Regions from separate parts of the Homo sapiens genome. Here region 1 is linked to region 2. The links are chromatin loops, found by intact Hi-C in ENCODE. Cell type or tissue: IMR-90. All regions are shown on one strand. Links, peaks and the distances in the headings refer to the core of each region. The heading gives the core; the rest is flanking DNA. Region 1 holds the start of KRTAP2-3 (keratin associated protein 2-3). Region 2 overlaps LOC105371777 (a long non-coding RNA gene).

What was found. Hi-C counts contacts between places; a loop is a spot of excess contacts. Peaks named below come from ENCODE experiments on the same cell type or tissue, not always from the same donor. Only the 100,000 strongest peaks of a DNase experiment are listed, where the experiment ranks them.
Region 1: it touches region 2 in a loop (8-fold over the local background); 8 of 110 quality-filtered maps call a loop at or near these places.

What each region holds. Positions count from the first base shown.
Region 1 is chr17:41,055,277-41,070,728 of GRCh38, reverse strand. It overlaps KRTAP2-3 (keratin associated protein 2-3), which reads left to right and starts at 10,615. Exons shown (of 1, transcript NM_001165252.2): 1 at 10,615-11,489. The coding sequence starts at 10,679. The coding sequence ends at 11,065. KRTAP2-4 (keratin associated protein 2-4) reads left to right here and starts at 4,850. Exons shown (of 1, transcript NM_033184.4): 1 at 4,850-5,613. The coding sequence starts at 4,884. The coding sequence ends at 5,270. RefSeq lists enhancers at 4,580-5,116, 5,117-5,654, 10,296-10,870, 10,871-11,445. In IMR-90, for the core only: a CTCF peak has its summit at 8,388 (motif pointing right); DNase peaks (open chromatin) are centred at 4,338, 8,538, 10,248 and 11,298; H3K27ac peaks cover 3,124 bases.
Region 2 is chr17:40,903,371-40,918,822 of GRCh38, reverse strand. It overlaps LOC105371777 (a long non-coding RNA gene), which reads right to left. Exons shown (of 3, transcript XR_934754.3): 2 at 458-594. Among named protein-coding and RNA genes, the nearest start is that of KRT20, 26 kb to the right of the region's middle. In IMR-90, for the core only: a CTCF peak has its summit at 9,348 (motif pointing left); DNase peaks (open chromatin) are centred at 8,782 and 9,282; H3K27ac peaks cover 1,601 bases.

The DNA of each region.
Region 1 (15,452 bases), core at 4,047-12,046, 150 kb before region 2:
GAGTTTGTGGTTGCTTGCTATGCAGCAATAGCTGTCTAATTCAACCATGGTAGCAATGTGAAGCCAGCTTAATACACCAATCAATACACAAGGATGAACAGATGGCTTTCTACAAAGAAAATAAAAATAGAACAGTGGCCAAGTATTTGTGACAGGGTTGGTTTTATGGTAAATTTTGATAAATTTTCTGGAGGGGATAGTTAGTTAAATTTTTAGCTTTATCAATATAATGAGGATTAATGGATAGTGCAAAGTGAGCCTATTCAAATTAATTCAAAGGAGAATCTCATTTTCATAAGCCTATTTGTGAAAACACAGCTTTCGATTTAGACATGCTTGGATTTGAATCTAGACTGTTATCTAAGAGCCTACAGTTCAATGCTGTTCTGGTCAGGCTATGGCAGAAGCTCAAGCTGGAAGAGTGCTTCACAAAGGAGCCTCAGGCTCAGCCCGCTGCCCTCCCACAGAGGAATGGCAGGTGCCAGCCCCTTTATACTAGGATGAAGGCCAAGGTCCCAGAATCCCAAGGGCCTTTGCCCCTATCTGATGGCTTCCGCTACGCCTTGACTTGTGCAGACACCTGCATGGGGCTACTGTAGGTGTATCCCAGCAAGTATGTTACCCAGAAAACCACCATAAAAAGACTGGAGTTATATGTGGCCTGTGGCGTCCCCACTGATATCAACAGTGCCCAGGGCTCTCACTTTACCATATACAAAGTGCAGGAATCGGTGGAGGCCCTGGATATCCATTGGCATTTCTACCTGCCATACAACCCTATAGCAGCGGGGCTGATTGAATGGATGAAACAACCATTGAAGAAACAACTCTGGCAGGAGACGCCCTCTCTGGCTCTGTGGACACACTGCTTACCAGCACCCATCTGCGCCCTGAATGAAACTATCCAAATTAGATGTATCACTTTGCAAAATCACATGCCCTGGACGCTTAGTGTGGATCTTCTGCATTAATTAAAACTGAATGTTGTGTATATATATCCCTGATTACTCTCACAATGTAACTCAGGCCGTGCAGGCCCAAGATATCCCTGAATTAACAGGTGTGCTCTCATCTCCCCAGTGCACACACTCTTCTGGCTCAAGGACCTGATACCACCATCACGATCCAGGTTGACAGTGTAAGGGATGGTACCCCCCTCCTTTGCCTCAACCTGGGACTCAACCTGGGGCTATGCCCTTGCCATAGGACCTACCCACTGGAGAGCACATCATTACATGTGCCCGGAAATCACAAACCAGCCCCAGTTGGTACAGTTTTTTCACTCCATGGGGCAAGGGCGTAGAAAATGATATACAGATCACACCTATTTTACATCCTATTCCTCCTTGTACTTCTAAAATAATCAATCCTAGTCCCCACTTGTGCAAGGGAGTGATCATCCTGTCATTATGGGACATTACAATATCCACACTGTCTTACTGTGGCTGCAACGTGTTGCAGAAGTGGGCAATCCATGTGGTATTGCAAACCAGGCACAGGTTGCTGCTGGGGGTGGTGATCTCTCAGAACGACACAACTTCCTGTCTTGTTAGATGGCCTGACTTGCCCTTTCTTCTTTTTTTTTTTTTTTTTGGAGATGGAGTTTTGCTCTTGTTGCCCAGGCTAGAGTGCAGTGGCATGATCTCAGCTCACTGCAATCTCTGCCTCCTGGGTTCAAGAGATTCTCCTGCCTCAGCCTCCCAAGTAGCTGGGATTACAGGCATGCACCACCACGCCTGCCTGATTTTTTTGTATTTTTAGTAGAGACAGGGTTTCACCATGTTGGTCAGCTGGTCTCTAACTCCAGACCTCAGGTGTTCCACACGCCTTGGCCTCCAAAAGTGTTGGGATTACAGACGTGAGCCACTGTGCCCGGCCAACTTGCCCATTCTTCTACCCACTAGGTATCTCACCTGTCACCCATAGGTGGTGTACCTCTTCACCAACTGGGTGCAAATGGCGACCTTTCCCCAAAACAAAACAGACTGTTGCATCTGCAGGGAGCTGCCCTTCTCCTCCAGCATCAGCCTGCCATGGTGCATCCAAGCAGCTAACCTCAGTATCTGGAGCCATTTCTATACTTGGTATAATGACCCTCACCCATTTCCCTTTAGCAATAACCACACTTCATGTGATAAGTTTCCCACCATCAGAGATGAGACAACATATTTTCCACCTAGTATAGGAGCAGGTTAATGTCACCCCCACTGTGGGGTATTCTGTAGATGATGGGCCAGGGTGGACAACAGCAGTATAGATACAGCTTGTGGGCTGTGCACCCACATGTATTAAAAGGCATGATAATAGCATGCCACAAGCTAAAACCAGTAGTATGGGATGGCTACCCCCACAGTGTAATGTAATCTATTTCTTCAGGTAATAGACATGGAATATGACAGCAATGAAACCAATCTCTTCAGGTAACCAGTGATACTTGACTGCGACGACAGAGTGACTCTCCACCTGGGGGCCTACCACACCCCTTAGGATGGCTGTGGGCATGCGGCATCCACAGTTGGCCTTACTTACCCTATAACTGGACTGGTAGATGCACCTGGGGACATCCTCATTTGCTGGGATACATCGTGCCCAGTTTAGACACCATTCTTACTAACTGGGAAATTGTAAAAGCCAGGCACTGCTGGAAGCATGCATCCCAGTGGTTTTACCCGTTGGCCACTTTTGCCATGTCCCCCCCGCCACTCCCCCCACCACTCACCACCCAAGTGGTGACAATAGACATACAGCTGCAAGTTGAGGCCCTGGCTTAACATAGGGCTGCAGTCTTTAATGATATCTGCCATGATATTACTCTTCTCACTGAAGAAACTGCCCAAATTAGGTGTGTTACTTTGCAAAATTGCATGGCCCAGGACATCTTAACCGCTTATCAGGGCAGAACCTGTGCATTAATTAAAACTGAATTTTGTGTATATATCCCTGATTACTCTCACAATGTAACACAGGCCATGTGGGCCCTAGATACCCAGATTTCTGCTATAGAATCTCTATCTTATGACCCTGTAACCACATGGTTTAATCAACTCCTGAGTGCTTGGAAAAACTTTCTATACAGTACAATTGTTGTTACATTCATTATTCTTTTTTGTTGTAGTAGTTTATGTTGCTGCTGAAACATCTGGTTGCAATGCTCCTCTGCATATCCTAGCCCCAGGGAAATCTCAGAAGAATGGTGTGATTAGAATGTAAGGGCTATTCAAGGGTATGCTGAGGTGGAGGGTATGGCAGACACATCTGGCAGCAATAACTTAACTTAAGCATACCCTGAGAATGATCCTACAATCAAAGAAGAATGTATGCTTGGAGTTCTGAGCTAAGGATCTGGGAGTGGCCAACTTGGAGATCCACTCCTTATCTATGAAGGACATTTGAATCCCCACCTCATCCATTAGAACACAGGTCATACTGGGGATTGAGGCCCTTTGTTTTGGATTAAATGGAGGTTGTTAGGTGGAGGGTTCTAATGAAAATACTGTGTGAACTGCATGCTTTTTACAAATAATAGCAGTTCTCCTGTCCAGATACCACCACTGGACCACCCTTGTATGTAAGTTCCACTAATAAACCCTGCATCATGTTAGCTTTCTCCAGGTCCCTTCTCTAGCTCTCAGACACATTGTCATACTTAGTGGAGTCAATGGGGGTCCAGGATGACAATGTGTCATCTGGGCAAAACATTTCCCTAATTCTCTTCCAGTACCACTTCTAACCTTGCTGCTGAAAGGAAAGTTCATTACTTATTTTTTTAAATCTGTGTTTAATATGTATAAATGTAAGAGGTTCAAATGCAGCATTGTTACATGGATATATTGCATAGTGGCATGAAGTCTGGGCTTCTACTTTAATATATGTTTTCTTTCCTGTCTAAAGACCATGGTTTACTGAATCCAATGAGCATAAAACTCATAGTAGAGGCTACTTACTGCAGACTGAGGAGACCTGGATCTCAGACCTCATATGGTGACCTCATTGTGTGACCTTGGTACACTCTCAGGACCTCAGCTGTAGAGTGAGGGCATAGGCCTACATATTCTCCGCAATCCCTTCCCGGACTCTACAGATGCAACGACTAATTCCAAACAAATTACAAATATAATAATTGCAATGGATCCTTGAAGAGGGTTTTACAATCAAGGTAGAAGTTGAGTTTGGATTGGAAGGATGAGGAGGGCATTCCAGGTGAATGATGACACATCAAAACCAAGGCAGGAAAGCCCAGGTCCTAGTCAGGGGAGAGTGACCACACCAGTGGCCAGGGATCTGCATTTCGTGTGGTCCCTGCTCATATGAAAAACCACAAGCCTATCTTTAAGTGAGTCATGGAAGGAGCTATCTGTGAAGCAGATGACTACTGGTCTGCACTAGGATGATGCAATTAACCTGCTACCATCATGCCCATGTGCATTAATAAGGCAAGTCACTGCTTGGGTGCCGGTGATGGGAGCCTTTGAAGACAAGGAAGAACATGCTAATTTTAGCGCCAAAGGGCAGAGCGATTAGACACTAATTTAGAAAACACATTCTTTTCTCTCTTATGGGTTAGGAATATTTCAAAGGAAAATTAATCAGAAGTGAATCCAATGTCTAAATTTAGTGAGGATAAACAATACAAGAAAATGAGCGAATATTTGTGGTGTATGTACATGAATATGTATGAGGTGAAGAGTGACCAAAATACCATTAGTCAATGCTAAATCTTCACTTAATTGGCCAGAAGATGCACAAGAAAATGATCATATGTTGAAGGGTCATCAGCTCCCAGCCAGGGTATATAAAGGGCCCAGAGGGGGAGGAGGACATTCACACCTGAGAACATCCAGCTCCTCTCAATAGCCCAACCCACACCAGCCTCAGACACCACCATGACCGGCTCCTGCTGCGGCTCCACCTTGTCCTCCCTGAGCTACGGGGGAGGCTGCTGCCAGCCCTGCTGCTGCCGCGACCCCTGCTGCTGCCGCCCCGTGACCTGCCAGACCACCGTGTGCCGCCCCGTGACCTGCGTGCCCCGCTGCACGCGCCCCATCTGCGAGCCCTGCCGCCGCCCGGTGTGCTGCGACCCCTGCTCCCTGCAGGAAGGCTGCTGCCGCCCCATCACCTGCTGCCCCTCGTCGTGCACGGCTGTGGTGTGCAGGCCCTGCTGCTGGGCCACCACCTGCTGCCAGCCTGTGTCTGTGCAGTCCCCCTGCTGCCGGCCCCCCTGCGGCCAGCCGACCCCTTGCAGCACCACCTGCAGGACCTCCTCCTGCTGAGACCCCAATGCCCCCACAGAGCAATACACTGAAGCCTAAACATCTATCTGGTGTTTTTAAAAAGTTAAAAGAAAAATAGATTTTTTTTCACAAGGTGACAATAGTGATTTTTACCATCTGGATACAGCCTGGTGTAAGCAGACGTCCATTACCACCCTCACCCACATTTTCAGGTGTCTACATCAGCCTTAGTCATTATGGATAGTAAATCGACCTTTAAGAATTCCTGGGGTGGACTTTGCAAACACATTCTACAACCTGATGGTTTTTACTGCTCAAACTGTCACCATCATCTTTTGCAATGTGTTGCTCACTGTTGTCAATAAACTAATTTTTCCTGGCATAGCAGACTGCCCTGCTCCCTGATTTGTTCGTTAGTGCATGTTTATTAGCGTACACAGATAAGCAAGATTTTGGAACCTGCACAAGGGAAACAAAGCTCAACCTAAGCAAAACCTTATCCATAGAAATCTCATCTATTCAGTCATTCAGGAATTGTTTATCAAGGGACCTCCAGTTGACAGGTGCTGCCTGATTAGTGATGAACAAGCTACATGCCTTGTATCCAAGAAGCTTATGGTCTAATGGAATAGACAAAAGGAAAGACAATGTTCATGAAGAGGGGTAGAAGTGGGAATAGCATATGCCAAGCCCAGAATGACCACTGGTAGTAAACTGACCAGCACAGCGCATCTCATCTTCTTACCACAGTTCCTAGAGTAGCATTTTTCAAAGTGTGGCCCATGCGTCATACACAATAGAATCTCTTGCAATTGCCTATTAAAATGCACATTCTTAGGCCCCAAACCAAACCTAATGAATCAAAATCTCTGGGAGTGGGGCCCAAGGCTGTTTATTTTCTATCACTTCCATGTAATTCATTAGAATTTCAGGACCATTATTTCAGAGGAAGACCAGGATTTGAGCTCCTTGAGGGCTTAACAAGCATGGCCTGGAAGCCTTCCAAGAATAGTCACAAGGACAAGCCACAATGAAGACACCCAAAGTGAAGAAAAAAATGTAATATAATAATAAGTATGAAACAGCACCTGCTAAACTGTAATCAGAAGAATCGGTTTGGCAGAGAAGTGAATGTAAATGAATGTGCAAAAAAACAGTATCTTGAGTTTGTCATAGGTGGAATAAAATGACAACAAAAAAAGAGAGACAAAAAGTAAGAGATAAGGGATGAATAAAAAGTGAAGAGGGGAGGCAAGGCAATGAATAGGAGGAAGAGTGAAGAGGAAGATGATGGAGATGATGAGAAAGACAGAAGAGGAACAGAGACAGGCACTAGGATTCCTGGTACAAGTATTTGGTATTTGAAGATGTTACAGGAGAGCTAGGCCAGTCCTCAGATTACCCATGTGGCTAGGAAGTGTGTGCACATCAGGTGGTCTGCTGCCTGTCCTTTGCCCATCTCTATAGATCCATGTCTCACTGCTCCCCACTAAGATTCACTTCAAGCAACACTGACCTTATAGTTATTAAACATTTGCAGTTCCAAATGTTTCGCTTTTCCTCATGTTCTTTCACTTATCTGTTCTTTTACACACTCTTTCTCTTCACCTTCATCACCTACTTAACTCTGATTCATTTCCAAGATTCAATTCAGTCTTCTCCAGTAGTCCTGTCCCAACCCCTGTATCACACAAACACATGTGCAAATGCATACACACACACACACACACACACACACACATACAGGTTAGGAGCTCTCAGCAAGTTCCAATAGCTTACCTCCCTCCCCATAAGGCATTGTATTGAGATTATATGTTTTTTTGCCTCCAAGGAGGGGACCACAGTTTGTTTTTGGCTTCCAATACTGAGCTCAAAGTTTAATACGTAGCCGGTACTTAATTTCTGTTTGTTTAGTTGTCAAAATAAAAGGAAATTGTCTTTACCACAAGAATTTTAAAAGGTAGATAATTATTTAAAGAAAAAATTTTGGCATTAGTGTAACTTAACCTCTCTGACTCTCGAGTTTTCTCATCCGCAAAATGGGAAAAGCAACATTTACCAATGTAGATTGCTAGGGAAGTTAAATAACAATTATAACTTTTTATGTATGCAAGATGCCTGGCACATAGTTAAATGCCCAGTAACATTCATTTATATTCCTTGTGGAGCATTTGGACATCACTGTATCGAACAGGCTCAAAAGATGTGCTATCTACTACATATCAACTCACTGGGAATGGGAACAAATTCAGGGGAGGGCTTTACTAACCAAACTTAAATTGTAATTTTTTTTCAGGATAGTCTACATCTACCAGTAGGAATAGATTTTCTAATAAATATAATGAAGAAGGCAAAAAAAAAAACCCACAACAACTTGGCATCAGATTAAGGCTGTCTCAGAATGAAAATAATCTTTAAAAATTCATTCTACAAGTCCACAGGAATGAGTCCTAGATTATAGGATTTATGAATAGGAGTGCAGCATCAGGTAAAAGAAGGATTGAGCAACATGTAAGTATCTGATGGTTCGACTCTTTCTTTCACATTGAACCTTCCAAGGGAATTAAACAACTCAAAGCTGTAATAGACCTCAAAAGATTACTTTGCCTTCCCTGACTTTAGGCAAATGAATATCTAAAAAACTCAGATGAAATTTTTAAAAAAATTCTAGCAACAAATTCCACCAGTCCCCTGATCATTTAGTTTTTCTGTCTCTCACAACTAAACTCTTTTCTTTTCTAATTATATCTAATTAATTATATCCCTTTCTCTGTCTTCCATGTTTGTATGGATTTTATGATAAGCCAGCCTCTGAAGAACACCAGGCACCGAAGACTCTGCCCATTTTACAGATGAGGAAACCTGGCTAAGGGTAAGTCATTTACTCTAAGTTAGACAACTGCAAAGAGGTGGAGAAAGGACTGGAATCCTTCTTTATCTTCTCCATTTTCCTCCTGCCCTGTGCCCGTCAATATTCCCCATCCCATCCCTGACTCTTATGATTGGAGGATATTTTTAAGATTATTTCTGAGAACGAAGTCCTTAAGGAATGTATTTTCTAATTTTAGAATTTTAATAATTTTCCTAACATCTAGTGGCTTCCAGACTAGTTCCTAACAAAATATAATTCATAAAACTATTAAGAAGAGGGCATGGCCCACCATCACAAGAGGTCACCAACACTACATTCTTTATCTATCCAACTACAAAAATCTCACAAGTTATTTTCACTGTGCTTCAGATTTACTTGTTTCCATCCTGGTGATTATGCACTTGAAGAATGTGTGGAACTTGAATAACATGACTAAAAAAGTCCATGTGGTAAAGACCAGGGATACATCTCTTGTCCAATAGCTTAGGACTATTAATGTGCTACAGCAAGGGAGACCACATGGCTGAGGACCATGGGGCATCCTCCCAAACAAAGGAGGAGAAATGTTATTATAAAATGTTGAGGAATGGTGGGGTAAAATTACGTGACATAGTGTTTTCATAGGCTCAAGAAAAACAGGGCTGTGTATAAAAAATAATTAACACCAGACCTGAGCTGTGAAACAGACTTATGGTCCTCTTTCACTGGAAACTGTATAGTTGAGACAAATGGGGAATGTTGTGTCTGCAAGTCACTTGTCTGAAATTCTGTACCTGGGTTGGGTACTGAGGTTGCTTCTCTGTCCAGATGACTTAGATCCTGTCTAGGCAAGAGTGAAATGTTTCCTTCTTACTGATGTGGCTTGGAAGAGCAAGGTTTCTAACAGCCTATAATTTTAGAAAACAGTATTTCTTAGTACTGTGTTCTTTTGTTAACAAAAGCAGTGGATTTACAGACATATTTCTCTTTTTAGTTTGGCATCTCTGTATACATTCCAAAACAAAGAACAGAATGCTAAACCATGTATCAAGTGAGTACTTATTTTATTTCACTAAAGGGAATAAAACTTTTTAATAACTACTGCTACATGTTATCTATTTTGAGTGACTCCGAGTTGGAAAAAGACTGGGAGACATCACCAGTGTTTCTACTCCACAGAAGACCTGTGGTATTGCTAAATATTTGCCACTCTTTGATCCGTACGACTTTGGAGGAATTCATTTTGTAAATCTGGTCTTCCAAAAACTGTGATGGACTATGATGGATCATAGACTCAAAGGACTTCAAAGATCAGGGATATGATAGACCAAAGGGTGTATTTTTAAAAAGAGAAAACAAAACAAAACACACCTCAGAGGTAAATTTGCACTGAAGACCATCAGCATTCCTTGGACAATGTTATCTTTAATCTACCTTCCAACTCTAAATTTATTTTCTGTATTCCTATTCATCTTTGCTATGGCTGGAAAAGACAAAGCTATTTTATTGGTCACCAGCTAAACTAATTCCCCTTGTCTTTTTCATAATGCCACCTTCCCACCTCATAAACAAACAAAACCCTCAGCCAACAAACTAAAGAAGCTGTGACAGAAAGATAATTGATTCCTTTGTAGATATTGTCCATAGATTTTTAAGTATGTAATACAAAGTGCATATGTCAAAGCAAGAAAGCAAGAAATAGCCCAATTTCAATTTTATTTCTAGGTCAATAATCAGGGAAGGGCATTCAGAAAGGCACAGAATGAATGAAATCCCCATTTAGTTTGACCTTATTGTTCCCAGAAAAGTTCTTTCCCTTTAATTGCTTGATTTATCTTTGTCTTGCCTTACTAAAAGTTATGATTACTATGTGATAGGAAACTATTTGAAAGCTATTTTTCTTTCCTTTCCCCCTCCACCCCCAAATAGTACAGTACCATCTACATAATAAGTGTCTCATAAGTGTTAATGAGTTATAAACCAACTCAGATTACTAAAATAAAATCAGTCTAGCAGCTTTGGTGATGATTTTCTTATAAACAAGGTTAGGCACTGTGTCATTAAACACTGGGCCATTCTTTCCATAGCAGAATCAATACACATCTGCTCTTATGAGCCATTTTGGTTTTTAAGAAATTCTTGCTTGATCTCAATGCCAATCAGAAACCCAGCCTGTGACTCATGAACATTCCAGTCCCATGCTTAAGTCACGGATGGCAGCGAACAAGAGGAAAGTGTGATGGTGGCTGGATTCTTCAAACTTGCACCTTCTCACATGGCATGGCCTGGAAGGACTAGCTGATAGATGAGCAATTGTTCTGATGATATACATGACCAGGTATTCCGTTCTAGGGAAAAAGTAGACAGGTAGAAAACAAAGCATTCTTTAGTGATTTAGGGATCGCTGCCTCAGCAGTTAAATCCAGAGTTCTCATTTCAACGGGCAGCTACAACTCCAGGAAATGACCTCATGTCCTGGGGGTCATCAGCATCCAGCTAGGATATATAAAGGGCCCAGAGTGGAACGAGGACATTCACACCTGAGAACATCCAGCTCCTCTCAACAGCCCAACCCACACCAGCCTCAGACACCACCATGACCGGCTCCTGCTGCGGCTCCACCTTGTCCTCCCTGAGCTACGGGGGAGGCTGCTGCCAGCCCTGCTGCTGCCGCGACCCCTGCTGCTGCCGCCCCGTGACCTGCCAGACCACCGTGTGCCGCCCCGTGACCTGCGTGCCCCGCTGCACGCGCCCCATCTGCGAGCCCTGCCGCCGCCCGGTGTGCTGCGACCCCTGCTCCCTGCAGGAAGGCTGCTGCCGCCCCATCACCTGCTGCCCCTCGTCGTGCACGGCTGTGGTGTGCAGGCCCTGCTGCTGGGCCACCACCTGCTGCCAGCCTGTGTCTGTGCAGTCCCCCTGCTGCCGGCCTCCCTGCGGCCAGCCGACCCCTTGCAGCACCACCTGCAGGACCTCCTCCTGCTGAGACCCCACCTCTCCTCTCAACGCACGAAACATTCCCAGGTGCACAGAAGCTTGTGCAGACTCTTCTACCCCTTCTGGATCAGATGAGAGACTCCACCTTTGCAGCCTAGCTGATCCTCAAGCACGAATTCAACAATAACATCCTATCTATTTCCCCACATAATTATGCAGCTAATCCTGGCCCTCTCTGACAATCTTGAGAAAAATTCCAGCTTTCATCATTCGAATTCCTGGCTTGAAAAAAAAAACGAGTAAATAAAAATCAAAGCTCCTCTTGAATAGAACTCTGTCCCACTGACTCATCACCCTTTTTTCTACTGTTTCAAGGTTCTCAGATGAGATTTTTTTCTTCCAGGATAATACTATTTGTATGCTGTATTTTTGCACTGTAAAAAAAAATAAAATTATATTTCTGGGGAAGCAAACATTTCTTTTTATTTATTGTTTATTGCTCTTCAAAAGCTCATATTTAGCTTACATTACAGCATGCAGAACCAGAAGAACGAAAGGAGAGATTTTCTAAGGGCCATTTTTGAGCTTTAGAATAGGAACAACTCAGGTGGAAGGTCTATAATTTTAATAGCATTTCAAATAAATCTGATCATCTCATGATTCACCTTCATATTTCGAGTCGCAGGTTTTATGGTGATGCTGACGAAATGGTGAGACTACAGTAGGTCTCTGTAAACATAAACTTGACTTATGAATAATTCACACACATGATAAGGGGGAGGAAGTCTAAGCTAAGTTATAGCCCTATTTGTTCACCAATGTAGGAAACTGTACGGTAATTGATGTCAAACAAGACCTGGGAATCCCTAGCCACTGAACATCCTATGCTGGAGGAACCACTATCCCATCTTCTCCATGGTTCCCGTCAGCACCACCATGGCCAGTTCTACTTCCAGTGGAGTGGCTGCTGCTGAGAAGACAGGGAGAAATGAAGCCTTGGTTGTAATCATCCTAGTTTTGAGCTCCGCATACATCTTAACCATTTAAACAACTGCAATGCGGTTGAAATGCTGATAACATTAATCCATACTGCATATATTTTTGATTTTGTTAAATACTTGTATGTTGGTAAGGAAGGCTAACCACTATCATTTTCCTGATAAATATCTTTTTAGTTCCTAGCATGTGATAGAAAAGAGATTTCTTTGATTGTTCAGCATGTATTCCTGGGCATATCTACCTGCCCATTGAGAGAAGTGAGGCAAGGGAAGCTTTGTGAGGGCAGGGGTCTTTAGTCTTTTTAATTTAAATTTATTTCAAGTTCAGGGGTACATGTGCACGTTTGTTATATAGGTAAATTGTGTGTCACAGGGTTTTGGTATACAGATTATTTCATCACCCAGGTAATAAGCATAGTAACAGATGGCCAGGTGCAGTGGCTCAAGCCTGAAATCCCAGCACTTTGGGAGGCTGAGATGGGTAGGTCACTTGAGGCCAGGAATTCAAGACCATCCTGGCCAACATGGTGAAACCCTGTCTCTACTAAAAATACAAAAAGTAGCTGGGCATGGTGGCATGCGCCTGTAATCCAAGCTACTCAGGAGGCTGAATCAGGAGAATCGCTTGAACCTGGGAGGCAGAGGCTTTGGTGAGACAAGGTTGCGCCACTGCACTCCTGCCTGGGTGACAGAGTGAGACTCTGTCTCAAAACTTAATTAATTAATTAATTTAATTAAACAAAAGCATAGTAACAGATAGATGGTTTTTTTATCCTCACCCTCTTCCCACCATCTGCCCTCAAGTAAGCTTCAGTATCTGTTGTTCCCTTATTTGTGTCCATATGTACTCAATGTTTAGCTACCACTTATAAGTGAGAACATGCCGTATTTGGTTTTCTGTATCTGTGTTAGTTTGCTTAGGATAATGGCCTCCAGCTTCATCCACATTGCTACAAAGGACATAATTTCCTTTTTTATGGCTGTATAGTATTCCATGGTGTATGTGTACCACATTTTCTTTATCCAGTCCACCCTTGATGGGTATTTAGGTTGATTCCATATCTTTGCTACTTTGAACAGTGCTGCAATAAACATATGCATGTATATGTCTTTATGGTAGAATGATTTCAATCCCTCTGGGTCCATACCCACTAATGGGATTGCTGGGTTGAATGGTAATTCTGTTTTAAATACTTTCAGAAATTGCCAAACTGCTTTCCACAATGGCTGAGCTAATTTACATTGAGGGCCAGGATCTCGACTAACTTTGTTCACTACTAGATTCCCACTGATCTGCACGATATTTGGCACATTGAGTATAATCAGAAATGATGTGTTGAATGATAAATGAGTAAGTTCTAAGGGGATTGGTTAAAACAGAGAAAGACATTATCATTCCATCCCAACTCTCAACTCATGCTGGATATGCATATTCTTAAAATAAAACAATAAACCAATCATGAAGAAAGATCTTTTTTCTGGAAATATGGTAAAAGTTTCTCAACAAGAAGACTGTTATATTCAAAAACTTTACATTTGCAGTACGTGCACAATGGAGTTTTATCTTTTTTAACGGTTTGGTAATTAACCAATGGATAGGCTCACAAGTCTAATTTCTTTCTATATATTCTTGATCACTGTTTTCAAAATTCGTTAAGTACATCTGTTTTTCTCCTCTCAGAGTTTTTCTTGTTAGCCTTCTAGAGACCTCCTTATTTAAAAGTGTTTTCTCAAATGGACAATGCCTTGTTTCCCCTCAAACCTATCATTATTATTGGATCTCATTTATTCCCACAGTCACCCCATTCTCTGGTTGGCTGAAGTGGCTGGTGCAGATCTGGGTAAGCCTATAAGAAACCATGCAAGTGGTGTGATCAATAAGAATGCTTACACTTGAACCTTCAACTTCAGATCTATTAGGCTGGTGCAAAAATAATTGTAGCTTCTGCCATTGAAAGTGCCAAAAACCACAATTACTTTTTGCACCAACCTAATAGAACAGTCTTAGTTGTAAAGGAAAAGGTCAGAACCAAGTAAATTAAGAGGCAAAGACTCAAAAGTGATTGAGTGACATAATTTGCCTACAAGTCATGACAGTTTGAAACAATTAAAAATGACAATTGGTTCCATAAGCAGAAATGAGCCCCAGCATAGCACACAGGGAGATGTTGAAGACACTGAGGTATGGGCCAGATGAGGCCCGAGAACACGTTCAAGTGGGATCACTACTGAAGGGTTTTGTTATACCGCAAGACTGCAACCTTCCTCTACATAGACTTGTTTGACTTCCTCACCATATTGGTGGCTTTGTTCACAATACCCCATAATCATTCAGTTATGCCCAACTATGACACTATCTCCTTAGGGTATGTTTCGACATTTTCAGAAGGCTGAATAGAAGGTAATTCTTCCCACTCCTGAGGCTGTTGGTAAGACATAGAGTCCTTTCAACCGACTCTAAAAATTAGACATATCATAAATAACAACTGTTTTCAAAGTAAATACACTGTAAAAGCTCCTAAATAAAATAGACATTCCTTAATACCTGGGAATGTGGTACCTACAATCCATTCTTTAGCTACAGTGAGTTCTTCAGCTTTTTGGGCTGATAAATAATGTTCCCACAGATATTTCTGGAATGAGTATTGGCTCCAACACTTACTAGGTACATGACCTTGGGTAAGTCACTTATCTGGTTCCTTATGTGTGAAATGAGAAATAAACAATATCCACATCCTAAGAATGTTATGAAGATTAGATTAATGCATGTATTTTTTAATATGATGCTTGGAACATAGTTACAACTTAATGATACTGGCTATCATGAAGATTACAGTGAAATTTACCTTGGTCTGGAAAGATACAACCATAGAAATCAATGAACATATCTCTAAGACAAAAACCACTGGATGATGGAAACCTACTAAAATGCATTCTTGTACCTCCAAAAAGGGGACAGGAAAATTCTTCTTTTACTGAGAAATCCTGACTTTTAAACTATCCCTGTAGTATTATCCTCAACTTGTTTTGCCCAGGAAGCTTAGCAGTGGCAAAGAATACTAACAACTTGAGATGCTCGCTTTACTTCAACTGCTAGCAAGTAATAACCCTCAGAGCATGCAGAGCACAACAGCTGCTTTGAGCTATCAAAACAGCAACTAGCAAAAGCGTCATTGAATTATAACGATAATTGGAGACTTTGAAGTTAGGGTCATTAAATTCATATTTGAACCATAAATAGCAAAATATAATGGGTCTACACTAAATAAGGAAAATAGACTTTTATGTGTACCTGAGCATCTAAACAATGTCTACAAAACTTACTAATCTGCTGGTGTTATTTCAGGAAGAATAAGTGAAAACAAGGAAATGACCTTGTGTCCTGGGGGTCATCAGCTCCCAGCCAGCGTATATAAAGGGCCCAGAGGGGGAGGAGGA
Region 2 (15,452 bases), core at 4,513-12,512:
ACTTGTGGAGGTTGGGACCCAGCCATCAATTTGTTTTAAAGAGTCCCAAATAATTATAATGTACAGCCAAGTTTGTGAACTTACACTGGTACCTTCAGATGAGTGCTTTTTTGATCTGTTTGTATGTTTCCCATATTACTAATTTTTCAATACTCCCAACAGGAATTAATGACAACTAATGAAAAAAAAAGGACGTAATCCCCAAGCACTAGTGATTAGAGTTTCATTTTACAGAATTGTAGAGAACTGCTTCCAGGAAATACAGCTGAATTAAAACTTAGAATTGAGACAAATACTTCACTTACAAAAGTATTTTAGTGGCCAGGCACAGTGGCACGCACCTGCGGTCCCAGCACTTTGGGAGGCTGAGGCAGGAGGTTCACTTGAGGCCAGGAGTTTGAGACTAGCCTAGGCAACATAATGAGACTTCGTCTATATAAAAAGTTTAAAAATTCACCAGTGCAGAGGCTTGCACCTGTGGTCCCAGCTACTCGGGAGCCAAGGCAGGAGGATGTCTTGAGCCCAGGAGTTCCAGGCTGCAGTGAGTTTTGATCACAACACCATACTTCAGCTGAGCAACACAGCAAGATCTGTCTGGAAAAAAAAGACAAGGAAATCAGAAAAGTATTTTACAAAATTCTGCAAGCATACTTCCACCTAAGTCTAGCAAAATTCTTCCAGGTACTTAATCAAATATTTTTCCAAAGTGTTAGGTTCCTGTAGTAAGTTTCTCTTATGGAAATTTGTGTGTTATTTTAGACTCCTCATTTCTTTTACCTCTTAGATTTTTGTCAAAGCAAAGTAAAATAGTAATGTATGCAAATAAGAGACCCATCAAGAAAACATCTCTAAGCCAAGTGACTAAAAAATTAATTTAAGGAATAAAGAAGCAATTTTTTTCCTTAAAGAAATATCAGATTATTTTAGTATTTCCCAAATGCACATTTTATATTTCTCTAAATAGTTAATTAGGGCATTACATGTAATTTGAAATCAAAAATATCAGCATTAAAAGTAAACATAGAAATCAACTGATTGAAACTTCTTATGTGAGAGATAAGGAATCAAAAGACTAGAAAAGTTATCCAAGCCCTCCTGGGACTCAGGTCTCATTCCTATCCATTCCAGCATCTTCAACATATAAAAACATCAGAATTGAAGAAAACATACCATATTTTTTAATTCATAGCAAATTAAAAATAACAATTATAAATGTATGAACTACTGAAAAGCCAAAATAACTTATGCACTCTCTAAGCTGGAACCAATATGAAAAAATGTCCATAATTATAAGAAAAAAGTAAGCCAGAGGTATGTACGAAAGATTAGATTTTTCTTTACAGATAGCTGTAAGTGGGTTACTTAACACAGACTACATTTAGATATTTAGTGCTAAGAAGAGACTTCTTCTTCTCCTTTTCCTTTTTTTTTTTTTTTTTTTTAAACAGGGCCTCCCTCATTCTGTCACCCAGGCTGGAGGGCAGGGGCATGATCTCAGCTCACTGCAGCCTCAACCTTGCAGGCTCAAGCCATCTTCCCACCTCACCCTCCCAAGTAGCTATGACTACAGACACACACCATCATGCCTGGCTAATTTTTGTATTTTTTGTAGAGACAGGGTTTCGCCATGTTGCCTAGGCTGGTCTTGAACTCCTGGGCTCAAGTGACCCACCCACCTTGGCTTCCCAAAGTGCTGGGATTACAGGCATGAGCCACCACACTCGGCCTAGCTTAGAGATTTTGAATAGTTTACTTTGTGTGAAATAATATAGCGTGCCATTTCTTTGGGATAAAATAACATATTTCTAAGCATACCCTTCATGGACATGAAGCAATTTGTACCATAGTTTCACATATACCTATTTGGTCTTGCACAACAGAAAACAGATAGTAAATAATATCATTATTTATAATGGTAAATTTAAAAATTTATAAATGTGCATTTAAATTTCTCATTTAAATAATGGTTTTATTTTCTGGGTATGCTGTACATATTGGTGGCCCCAATGCATCCATGCCTCCAGCAGTCAGGCCTTTCTCTACTGCCTCCCACATTGACGCTGGGCTTGGTCATGAGACTTGATTTGGCCAATGGAACATCAACAAGCTTGACACAAGCAGAGGCTTACTAAATGCTTTCACATTGGGAGTTATTCTCTTGGAATGCCCTATAGGCAGCCAGCTACCATGTGAGAAGTTCAATTACCCTGAGACACCATACTGTGAGGAAGTCTAAGCTAGCCTCTTGGAGAGCCCACACCAAGGAAAGCTGAGGAATCCAGGCAACAGCCATAACTGAAGCTCCAGGCAACAGCTGTAACTGAGGCTCCAGGCATATGACTGAGTCAAGCCATTCCAGCCAGTTTCCAGCCATTCAAGACAATGCCACTGCCCCCAGGCATCACAGAGCAGAGACAGGCCATCCCTGCTATTCTGAATCCAAAATTCTGTCCCACAAAATAATTGTGAACAAATACAATGGTGGTTGTTTTAAGCCAGTGAGTTTTGGGGTCATTTTTCATGCCGCAATAGGCAAGTGAAACAGAGTATTTTAAACAGAAGACTCTGTTATTTGCTCAGTGACAATAGCTGATTTAAGGCGAACTAGTTCATTTGCATCCCACCAAACTTTTGACCAGCATACTAGTCATTTTAACACTGACATGGACCTCTAATGAAAGTCCTGGTCTAATAACAATAGATGACATCAAAACTTTCAAGAGAAAAGCAAAGGTCTACCCTCTTCAGAGATGGTAAAGAGTAAAGCCATTGCACATGATGTTCACAGCTCTCCTCTCTGCTCCTTCCCAAGTGGGACCAAGCAGTGTAGCTCCAACCTGAAGTCAGGGCATCCCCTGCTCCTCACTTAAGCATGCTGGGATGCCCAAGGAAATTCTTTTTCTTCTCGTTGAGTTTCAATTCCTTTTGACTCTCTTTTAGTTCCTCATTCCAGGGACATTAACAATTTCTCTACAAATATTTATGCCTCCAATACCACACAAACCAACAGTTTCACTGAAAGGAGATCTCTTTTCAACATAGTTAAGCAATGTTCTCCCTCACCAAGAAACTATAAGTCATTTACAAATTAAGGTGATCATAATTATTACGTAGCTTCTAGTCATAATATTTAAAAGTCATTAAGAGTATAATTCATTTATTCTAGCCATGATTATTCACAATGCTATACTCTAAATGCTATACTTTTCTACAGCTTTTAATCAATAAATACTTTTCAGATTTTTGGTGTTTACATATCACCTGAAGTATTTTGTTGGTTATTTCCCTATGGTAACAACATTGGTTTTCCGAATGACTATAGGCCTACTTTCATTCCCATGTGTGACTCATTCCCATCTCATCTATTCTATTACAACATCTACGTGTCACCATCTCTCTGAAGAGAGTTAGAGAGTTTCTAAAATATACTGGAGGTGAGATCATGCAAAAAGGAAAAGACAGTGCTTCTCACATACCTAACGATCTGATGATCTAATCATACTCAGAAGTTTTACCTTGAACTTTGTGTGTGTGTGTAACTATTTCAGTACATGGGTTGTCCTACTCACCCAAACTTCCCATTGAAATTTAAATGGGAATTCATCTAATAAAATTATGAGTCATCTAATAGAAACTACAAGTCAATTTTTGCTAATTCCATGGTATGCATACGCAGCATAGCATGTATGCATTGACATACACACACATGTACCAGAAGTTTTTTAAATAACAACTATCCTTGACTGAGCTTTACATTCACAATCTCATTTAACATTTATCAAAACCTTGTGGCATATCATTATCTTTATTTTATGATTGGGGAAACTGAGGCTCAAATGGACTGCATTAACTTGCCTGTGGTCATACAGCTATAAAATGGTGGAAACAGAATTTGTACCCAGTATATTTACTCTTTGTGCCACACAAGTCAAAAGTGCTTGCTAGAGAGTTATGTAAAATCTGAATATGGGCAACACATTTTGATGAGCCCTTGCTGATGGCTTTTATCTAAGGTAAGAGCCCAGGTATGAGAAATCTGGATTTTCTATTTGAAAATCAGAACTCATATTTTTCAGAGGCAATTGGTAGTTTGACATCATTTACCTGGATCTTGTTCTGACAAGATCCATGAGTCAGAAATAGACACTCAGGACCAGAGGACAGGTTTTTATAACCAAAAGCTACCTTCTCATTAATCAAACCTCAAAGCATCCACTGCTTTCATACAGAGGTGTGTTCTTAACTTGTTTTAGCCTAAAACGAATCAGCATCAGGGACGATGATTGCTTCCCTGAGAGAGTTTAGCAAGTTCCAAACCTGGAGGACCTCAGACCCCAACCTGTCCAGTTAGACTCCACACTCACTCCTGTTTTCTATCAAAATTTTCTTTCCCCACACACTCACAGAATATGATAGGACAAGAAAGACAAAGACAGGGTAGTAATAATGGACAGGCCACAGATACACCCAATACCATCAACAGTCATCAGCTGAGAATATTTTATCCAGAGATTCATCACAAAAAAAATATTGTGAAAATGTTCATGTATCATCCCCAGCACCCTAGGAAGCAGTAGTTTCAGGTCACCACCCAGTCCCAAGCCTTATATGTCAGTGCTTCCGAAATCTTAATGTGCATACTTATCATATGGGGATCTTGTTAAAATGCAGATTCTGATCTAATTGTTCTGGGTTGAGGCCCAAGATTTTGGACATCTAACAAGCTCCCAGAGGATGCTAAGGCTGCTGATCCACGAGTCGCAAGATTATGGGTGATTTTGATCAATTAGCAATTCGATGCATTCCCCACAGTGAGTGTCGTGTCTATAAACCAGTCTCAATAGGTCCTCTATCAACTGAACAGGATAAACAACACAGCAGGAAAGGTGGCATCGTTAGAATCCCACTAGCACAGTCTTGCTCCAAGCAAGCTAAACCTGCAAGAGCACTAAGTCAGGCCTGGAAGGAAGATGTTTCTTAGGTTCTCACCAAGAACAGAAGACAGAATGAAGTCTAGAAATTAAGATCGATCACTTTGTCCCAAATTTTTCCTGGACTCCATGCGTAGTAAAAGCTATGAGAGGTTCACAAATCAGATTCACAGGAGAGGATGGAAAACACTTGTCCAGGATTGTCTATTGTGTTAGCTAACTAGCACTAAAAAATATACGTCTATATTTATGTATAAGTGAGTATTCACTTATAAAAATCTTTCTAAATTCTCTTCAAGGGCCATTTCTTTCTTCAGTGAACCAAATGATGGCTGAAGTTTTAAGAATAAAAACAACAGCCAGACGCAGTGGCTCATGCCTGTAATCCCAGCACTTTGGGAGGCCGAGGCGGGTGGATCACGAGGTCAGGAGATGGAGACCATCCAGGCTAACCCGGTGAAACCCCGTCTCTACTAAAAATACAAAAAATTAGCCAGGCATGGTGGCGGGTGCCTGTAGTCCCAGCTATTCGGGAGGCTGAGGCAGGAGAGTGGCGTGAACCCGGGAGGCGGAGCTTGCAGTGAGCCGAGATTGCGCCACTGCACTCCAGCCTGGGCGACAGAGAGAGACTCCATCTGAAAAAAAAAAAATAATAAAAAAAAATAAACAACAATAACTCTAACTGTGAAATTGCGTCCTATTCCATACTAAATTAAATCAGCTTAGACAGGCTGCTTTCATTTGTGTTATGGATGTCATTATTCTTTGTTTTCAAGAAATTTGTATTGGAATGAATGGAGTTGGAATAAAGAACCAGTGAAGAAGTGGTCATTAAATACCTGCTTCCTGCCTACTGCGGTGTGAGTCACTATTAGGAAGACAAAATAAGGAAGCTAGAACTTTAGGGAAGGAAATTACAATATACAAAAGAGTCCCTTTGCCCAACTGCAATTCCTGTCACCCATAATCATGGTAAATAATCCTAATAATTATTACCCTTGCTTGTATCATGATAAGGAAATTGATTTGAACTGGGAAACAGAAAACATGTCTCTTCAGTAAAGCTCTTTCCACCCTCCCACACTCAACAAAAGCTTCATAAAGCCACCCGTAACTCTTATGCCCCGTTCCACCGAGTCAACTCCTGTGACTGGCCTCACACCCTTCTCAAGTATCCAAGGCCTTCCCCGGTATGGTCTCAGCTTGTTTTTCCAGAGGGCGGCCGTCATTACCTGAATGGCAGGTTTGCTACGCAAGCGCCTTAATGTGGGGCTTTGTAGACATCACACCTGGGCCGTCATTAGTGTCGTCTGAAAATAATAATCAGCCAGCAGACCAAAGAAGGGCATTCCAAGAAAATTCACTACTACCAGTGTTTGGGGAAACCAGGGAATATCTAATTTACGTATTTATAGTTAATCAAAGAAAGGGCTAACTTACACACATCACACAAGGATAAGTCACCCCAACGTTTATTTATAACTACACCTGGCTACAGTGCTAAGAGTTGGGGGAGGCTGCGCACTTGTAGTTGGCAGCCCTGAGGAAGGAGGTAGCATCTCTAATCATTCCCAAATGGACAGGAGGCTGAGCCAGTGGTAGGAGAGCTTACTGTGGGAACATGGCTTTTTATATTTCTCTCTCAGTCTCCTATTCTCCTCCTACAATGTTAGGTGCTTGGAAGTTTCCAGAAGAGGCCTTTCTACAGGAGACAAGGCATTCTCTGTCTCTCTCCTCTGTCCACACCTCAAGTGTGGATCCACCAAAGGTCAATAGGGCCCTAGGGAGGAGATGACAGCATGCAAGACTGCCCTCTTCCACCCATCCACACTGTCTCTCAGTCAGCCAGATATCAGAGTGGCCAAGACCAGGCTCTGTCTTAGACCACACTGTGGCTGTCTTAGCACAGCAGATATCCACAGCCGGACCCTCCCCATCACATGAAGCAGAAGGAAGAAATAAGTCCCCTTGTGACAAGCACTTGCCTGCTATATGTTTTTACAGCAAACAAAGGTTAAAACTACATCCTTCAGAGAGGAACCACTGAGTCTTCAGGCGACTGGAGAAGGGGAGCTGGGAGCCTGCACCTCTGAGCAAGCCAGAGACCCATGCTAGGGGGTCAGAGATTGAGCAGGCTGGGCAAGAGGAACCCAGACCCCTGCAGGTAGGGATCATGGTGGGTAGAGTCTGGGGCTGGGAATTCAAGGCTTTGATCTATTTCCAGTATCTTTGTCTTCATAGTATCTGATCCTCCCCGTTTTGCCCCACCAGACGTGAGTAAGGAGGAGAATTCATAGCCAACTCCAATAATTCTTTATAATAAAACTTTATAAGTGGTATCTGCTACTCTTTATTTATTTATTTATTTGTTTGTTTGAGACAGAGTTTCGCTCTGTCGCCAGGCTGGAGTGCAGTGTCACGATCTCGGCTCGCTGCAACCTCTGCCTCCCAGGTTCAAGCAATTCTCCTGCCTCAGCCTCCCGAGTAGCTGGGACTACAGGCACATGACACCATGCCTAGCTAATTTTTGTATCTTTAGTAGAGACGGGGTTTCACCACGTAGGCCAGGATGGTCTCGATCTCTTGACCCCGTGATCCGCCCGCCTCGGCCTCCCAAAGTGTTGGGATTACAGCCGTGAAACGTCGCGCCCCGCCTGTGCTACTCTTAAAGGATCCAAAGGATATCTAGAAGGGATTCACGTGCTCGTTTGGGTCCCACAGTACATCGAGGTTTGGGAGCCTCTCAGATATTTGCTTCCTGTCCTCAATTTTGTTTGGGTGCCTCCAGTAACCTCTGATATTTATATAAAACTATCTCACTGTAAAAGGGGCAAAGACCTAGTCTTCTGCCTCCAGGGCTTCTCCTGTGGTCATTTCTCATGTCCTCGCCATTGTGTCAGCCCCAGCTAAATGTTTCTTCTACAGGAGGAAAGGGAGCATGTAACCTCTTGCTCTCAAAAATGGAGAGGGGAAGAAAAAGTTTAAGATGGGTAAAGAGAGACTAAAACTGCAGGCAGCCGTCTTGTTTTCTCAGTCTCCCCTAAACCCACTCCAAGCTGGACGAAACCATCTGTTCACAGAAAAAGTACAAAGGAAAGAAGGGTTTGAGAATGTCAGGTAGTAGACAAAAAAGTTTCAGTTCCTACCCTTACAATGATCCCTTCTCTAAGAGCTGGCTCCCTTTACAAGACAACTCGTCAGAGTTTATTTCTGTACTGGCATTTATGTCTTCAAGGCATCCAAGTATCTTGTGGATCTTTCAACAGATCAAAAGGCAGAAAGAAAAATGTTCTTGGATCAACTCCTAGAAAAATCTGAAACCAGATTTTCCTGAGATATTTCAGGCCAGTCAGTGCCTGTCAGCTTTATACTGTGGCATCTTTCTTTTCAAATATGGATTAAACCCTGCGATGAATGAAAAGATTAAAAGCTCATCATTCCAGCAGCCTTAGTTTCTAAATTGTTGTGCTATCTCCTTAAAAACTTCTGTGCATTTGTATCACGCTGTCTGCTCTTCGGGGCCACTGCTTGTGTTGCAGGGAAGACACAAAGCATGAGAGTTCCGAGCAGTGGGCAAAGATGCTTGTCAAGAGTGTTATAAGGGGGACCAGGCATTGGGAAAGGAGTTGAACCTGAGGGACTTTCAGATTCGATTATTTTCCTCTTAATCGGAGAAGAGTTTGAGTTTATAAACAACATAAAATAACAGATATATGGAAGATACTGACGTTTTGGAGGGCTATCAATAAGATAGGGCGTGGCCAAATTACAAATAAAGTTTATTAGGACACAGTCATGAACGTTTGTTTGCATATTGTCTACAGCTGCTCTTGCACAAGGACAGCAGAGTTGAGTAGTTGCAACAGTCTCTCCAGCCCACACAGCCTAAATATTTATGACCTGGCCTCTACAGAAAAGAAAAAAAAAAAGTCCATCCCGTACTATAGATATTAGAGCAGGAGAAAATGAGTTGAAATTACAGCAGAACAGTCAGGCCTATCTCTGTCAATATCTCTGACAATTGAAGGGGGCAGGCTATTAAATCTAAAGTTGAGAGGGCCTTGGCCCCTTCGCATGCTATTAAAGATGACTGTGGGTCATTTCAAAAACACCTGGATGGTTTAGAATAGGTGCAATCATTTAAAAGATTGAAAAGCATCTGCTTTTCCCCCAGGTAATTCATGTTTAGGGAACAAGTTAAAAATAGAAGATATATTTTGCTTTTCACTTTTAAAATTGTATAGCTTCCCAAATATTTTTCAAGATAATTGGTCAGCTGTTGCTCACTCAGAAGTAATGCTGTTCTTGGTAAAATGCCAATTTGAACAGAGAAAGAAGGATGGTAATGGTGACTCACAAACCAGTTTCACCCGGAGCCTGGGAGAGGGTGCTGCGGCCTTTTGGAATAGGAAGGCCACGAACACCCCCTGCTGGCTATAGGGCAACATAAACCCGAACTCATCCTTTTTCCTGATCCAAGGCTCGGGTTGGACAAAGATCAACCATACAAGTCCTGTGATGGAATCAAGGAATATCAAACATTCATAATTCATGCCCAAGGGATGGTAGCATCTTGAAATTCAAGTAGTTTGTGTTACATGTACAGCAGCAAAGAACCACTACTAAAACAAGAGATAACCAGGTTTTCAATTATCTCCCTTAAACCTCCTAACCCCATTTAAAAAAAAGTTTTACACTACAGCCTTCTACATCTCATTAAACACAATTCCTGTAACAATGAAAAAAGAACTTTCTTCATCGTTTGAAACAGATCCTAGCCAAGGGTCTTGTTCAAAATAGTTTTAATCATATGAAATTGCCAGGATCCTACTCTGCTGACCCCTACAAAAGGCAACCTGAATAGAATTAGTCGGTCGACAATTGACAAAGATATGCAGGAGAGCCTGCAGCTGTGATGAGGCTGCCCTCCTTGACTGATGGACACAGGGATTGTAGGCTAGGGACTCAGGACACAGCCCTCTGTCCTCACAATTTTCCTGAGCCTCCTCTGAATTCCTCTGACTGATGAAAATAGAGGCTGGGATTTCAAGTATCTTTTTCTCATTTAGGCAACCCTGCTCCACATGATACATAAAAATTTTTAATTAAGCTGTTTTTTTTTTTCCTTTTTAACACCAGTGTCCCAATAAAGAAGCTTCAGGAAAGGGGAAATGTTAAAATCGTGATCCTGTCATTGCCTCACTCTCTGAGGCTCTAAGAACAGGAATGTTTGCTAATAGATGGAGGAAAGGCCCTGTTGACTGTAACTGTGGGACTGCATGGGGATTATGCTACACAGAGCAGTGGAAGTTGAGGACTGAGGCTGGGATAGATGCAGACTGTGTCAAAAAAAACAAAAAAAAAACAAGCATTAAGAGGTCAGGGACTTCTGACTTGAAATCACAAGGGTCTGAGAAGCAAAAACATTTTAAAAGGTAAGAATACTAAGCAAATTAACATGTGGACTGGTGCATGTATCTAAATTTTGCAATAAAATCAATGTGAACCTGGGTTTCATGACCACAGTGGCCCAAATAATAAGCCCTTCTGTTGGCCCATTTTTCAGAGGAGTGTCACCCACACACACATGAGTTATAGGAAGAGTCTGAAGTCAAATAACAATTAAAGAAAAAGGGTAGGACAGCAACTCAGTCCCACAATTGTCTTTTTAAAATTAGGCAGAAATTTAAAAGCAAATTCTAAGTAGACTAATTTGAAGGATAAAGCGAGGAGAAAGTATGGGTGCCCATACCCTGAGCTCATCAAATACTTTGATCTATTTCTTAAAATGCCCATGAGGACTTAAGGCAATGGACTCTAACTTAAAAACACAAAGAACTATGGCATCTGATTTTTCAGACTTGAAAACACTGTGACCCAATTCCATCCTCCAGGATATGAACACAGCACGCTTTATAATTCAGTAATAGCCTGAATTATATCCTTAGCCTACAACATTACGTCTCCCAGGAGATTCCAATATGCAGTTTAAGGATGAGGACCACTGGCTGAAAGGTTTCTTTTGAATCTAATTATAATTCAATATAAAACTGGGGATAGAGGCTGGGCACAGTGGCTCACACCTGTAATCCCAGCACTTTGGGAGGCTGAGGCGGGCAGGTCACGATGTCAGGAGATCGAGACCATCCTGGCTAACACGGTGAAACCCCATCTCTACTAAAAATACAAAAAATTAGCCAGGTCTGGTGGTGGGCGCCTGTAGTCGCAGCTACTCGGGAGGCTGAGGCAGGAGAATGGCGTGAACCCGGGAGGTGGAGCTTGCAGTGAGCCAAGATTGCACCACTGCACTCCAGCCTGGGGGACAAGAGTGAGACTCTGCCTCAAAAAAAAAAAAAAAAAGAAAAGAAAAGAAAAGAAAACTAGGGATGGAAAGAAAGGAATGAAAGAGGGAAGGAAGGAAAACAGGAAAGGAAAGGAAAGAAAAAAGAAAAGAAAAGGGAAGGGAGACAGAGAGGGAGGGGGGAAGGAAGAATAAAGAAAGAGAGAGAGAGAAAGAAAGAAAGAGAAAGGCAAGCAGGGAGGGAGGGAGGGAGGGAGGAAGGAAGGAAGGAAGGAAGGAAGGAAGGAAGGAAGGAAGGAAGGAAGGAAAGGAGGGAGGGAGGGAAGGAGCTCTACAGCCACACAGCATATCCATCCGTTACAGGAGCAAATAAGAAAGTCAATCTTCCAGCAGAGGAAGCCAGAGCTAAATAAACACTTTAAATGTCATGAAATAAGACTTCAGAGCCCAAATGTTCCATTTTCTATTCAATAATACTATTTCCTTAAAGGTCTTGGTAACAGAGTTACCCCACGTATCTTGACCCCATATCCTGTGTTCATTCCCAGAACAAAGCTGACATGAATGATTCTTGTATGATCATTTACCAACAGAAACATGCAATCAAATTTCTTATTTTAATTAAGAAACATGGCACAATACATTTTAATTGGTAGTAGACACCATAAAAACAAGAAGGATTAAAAACACAAAGAAATGTCTTCCTCTTTAAAACAGATAATTTGGACTCCTCCTGTTCATCCATGCATTCACTTAATAACCATGGACAGCGTGCTTTCTATGTTAGATGCTGTATCCCCTAACACCCCTTTATAGCTCTTCATTGAGGTCTAGATATTTTGGCCCATGCTTCGGATGCAGCATTTCATGGGACACCCTGATGGATCTCCTGTGCTGTGCTTCCTTCTGTGGCTGTGGGTGCCACGCTGGAGCAATGCTTAGGAGGAGCGGAGTATTTCCAGGTGAGCCCCTACACTCACTGCACCTCCCATGCTCACTCTTCAACACACATTTGTTGGTAAAGGTCCAGTCCTCAAGCTTCAAGGTTTAGAAATTTTATTTTACCAAGGTTGGTCAGGAGCTAAGGGAATGGAGCCAGCTAAACCCAAGGAACAAGAAGCCCCCGTTCATTTACAATGGAAGTTGTCTTGCTGTTGTTTTGCCATTATACCATGAACCTGTCTTGGAATCAATGTGCCTGCACACTGAATTAGGTATCAGAAAATTGGTGATCATGGAATAAGGTAAAGGATTGAAAGGCATTTTTCTTAGGAACGCTTTTATACTGTTGGTGGGAGTGTAAATTAGTTCAACCATTGTGGAAGACAGTGTGGCGATTCCTCAAAGATCTACAACCAGAAATACCATTTGACTCAGCAATCCCATTACTAGGTATATACTCAAAGGATTATAAATCATTCTGCTATAAAGACATATGCAGACATATGTTTATTGCAGCACTGTTCACAATAACAAAGACTTGGAACCAACCCAATTGCCCATCAATGATAGACCAGATAAAGAAAATGTGGCACAGATACACAATGGAATACTATGCCGTCATAAAAAAGGATGAGTTCATGTCCTTTGCAGGGACATAGATGATGCTGGAAAGCATCATTCTCAGCAAACTAACACAAGGACAGAAAACCAGACACCGTGTGTTCTCTCTCATAAGTTGGGGTTGAACAGTGAGAACACATGGACACGGGGGGTGGGAGGCGCATCACATACTGGGGACTGTCGGGGCGTGGAGGGCTGTGGGAGGAGAGCATTAGGACAAATATCTAATGTAGATGACAGGCTGATGCGTGCAGCAAACCACCATGGCGCATCAATACCTATGTAACAAACCTGGATGTTCTGCACCTGTACCCCAGAACTTAAAGTATAATATAAAAAATAGAAAGACATTTTTCTATGGAATGTGAAGGCTACTTCAGTACCAAATAACAGTCTCTTGTGATGAGAGCACCATGTCTGCCAGGCGGCATCTGTTGCACAGCACTCTGCTGTGTCTTCCAGCCTCTGCCTCGTTCCCACTTCAGCCGGGCGTTCCTGCTTACATCTGTGGCAAGCTCTCAGCTAGCTTCTCCTCCCAGACTGAGAATCCTCCTAAACTGCACCTCTTGCCATTTACCCTCTAGGGGACAATAGACTTCTTCATCTTGTACCTGGGTGATACCAGGCTCTCAGAATTCCTAGGGATCAGAGGGGTGGGTAGAAGGACAGGTGGATCAGGTAGATGCATGAAGAGAGGCAACGCCAGTTACTCAGACTCTGCCTGGGCTACCAGAGTCCTGAGCTTCTTGCCCCCATTCGGGAGGTGTTAGGGGTCTCACTCCGAATCATTACTAGTTTGTTCTTTAGCTTTTATTTCCATTTCTTCCGTGTGTGTGTGTGTGTGTGTGTGTGTGTGCTGCCACTGATACTACTTTTCCCTCTCAGCGATTAAAAGAAAAAAAGATACATTTGAAAAAGTGGTGTATTATCTATTCTGTTAATATGATGTCAGTATTTATGAGGTGTGGTCTTTGTGCCTCTTTTTAAAGATATAAGGAATTACTCCATCGCCAAAGTTCGGTGGCTTCTCATATCACAGAGTAAAAGGCAGGTTCCTTGCTGGATGATGGCATCCACATCCCTCACCATTCACCTCCGAATTGCTGAGGTCCTTTCCACCACCCTCCCTTCCATCCCTGAGCACCCCCACATCCCCACTGCTCCACCCACACTCACACCTAAACTGCTATAGACCTTTGCACCTGAGCTGCCATATGGCTCTTTTCTTCCTGCTGTCATTCAAATACCACTCTCACAGGGAGGCCCATTCTCATCTCTCTACACACAAGGGCAACTTTCCCAGCCCTCCCCACCCTTCCTTTTTCTCCTCTGACCTACTCCCTTCACCTCTAGCTCCCACCCCTGAATCTAAGTTCCGCCAGGGCAGAAACGTTTGTGTTTTTTTAACTACTGTATCCCCAGCATCTGCAACAAAACCTTGCACACACTGATATTCACACAGACTTGTGAATTCATGAATGAATGCGTGAGTGAATGAATGAATACATCATATACTATACAAGGTTCATAGTAAAAAATAGCAGCCCCTGGTGTCCCCACTCCTGAATGTTTCTCTCTGAAATCTTTTAGCTATTGTTTCTGGTATTAACCTGCATATCTCTAAGGAATATGCTTACACTGCTATTTCTTGTTTTATCAACTTAAGACGTTAAAGACCGGGCACGGTGGCTCACGCCTGTAATCCCAGCACTTTGGGAGGCCGAGGTGGGCGGATCACGAGGTCAGGAGTTGGAGACCATCCTGGCTAACACGGTGAAGCCCCGTCTCTACTAAATATACAAAAAAAAATTAGCCGGGCGAGGTGATGGGCACCTGTAGTCCCAGCTACTCGGGAGGCTGAGGCAGGAGAATGGCGTGAACCCAGGAGGTGGAGCTTGCAGTGAGCCGAGATCACGCCACCGCACTCCAGCCTGGGCGACAGAGCGAGACTCCGTCTCAAAAAAAAAAAAAAAAAAAAAAAGAAGACATTAAAGACCTAAATCCCCATTGTAGAAGATGGCATCACAGGATTCTTACACCATCTCACACCTCCGGTTGCCATTTCTCTACCTTTCCAGTGTGATTACATCACATTGTCTTATAATTTACATATATATTATCTGTATGGGGTTTATATCCCTTTGCTAGAATGAAGCCTTGTCAGCAGGAATTTGTGTTTGTCTTGCTCACGGAAGTATCCTCATGGCCTAGAACAGTGCCAGGCCCTCAGCAGGTACTGAGTAAATATTTGTGGAGTGAATGGATGAATTCTGAGATTTATGGGCTGTGACTTATCCACCAGTTACTCATCGCTGCACTTTAGGGATGCGTGGGCCACCTCCATGTCCCTGTGCTTTTCCAGCTTGGACTCTCCCTCAAACTCTGCACTTTCAGGAAAACTTCAATGACTCCCTCCCACCCAGCTTTACTTGGGGATCCTTCCTCTATATCCACAAATCTTTTCGTGAACATTATATATAATTCCCGATTAGTCACCGTCTCCGGCTAGGCTGCCGCCTCCTCGGAATCATGGACTGTGTCTTGATTTCTGAACCCTATTGGCTATCACAGCATCCCACCTATTGTAATTGATTCTCAAGCAGCTATGAATGAAGGACACACAGTCCCTGCTTGCCACTTGGAGGCAAGAAAGAAAC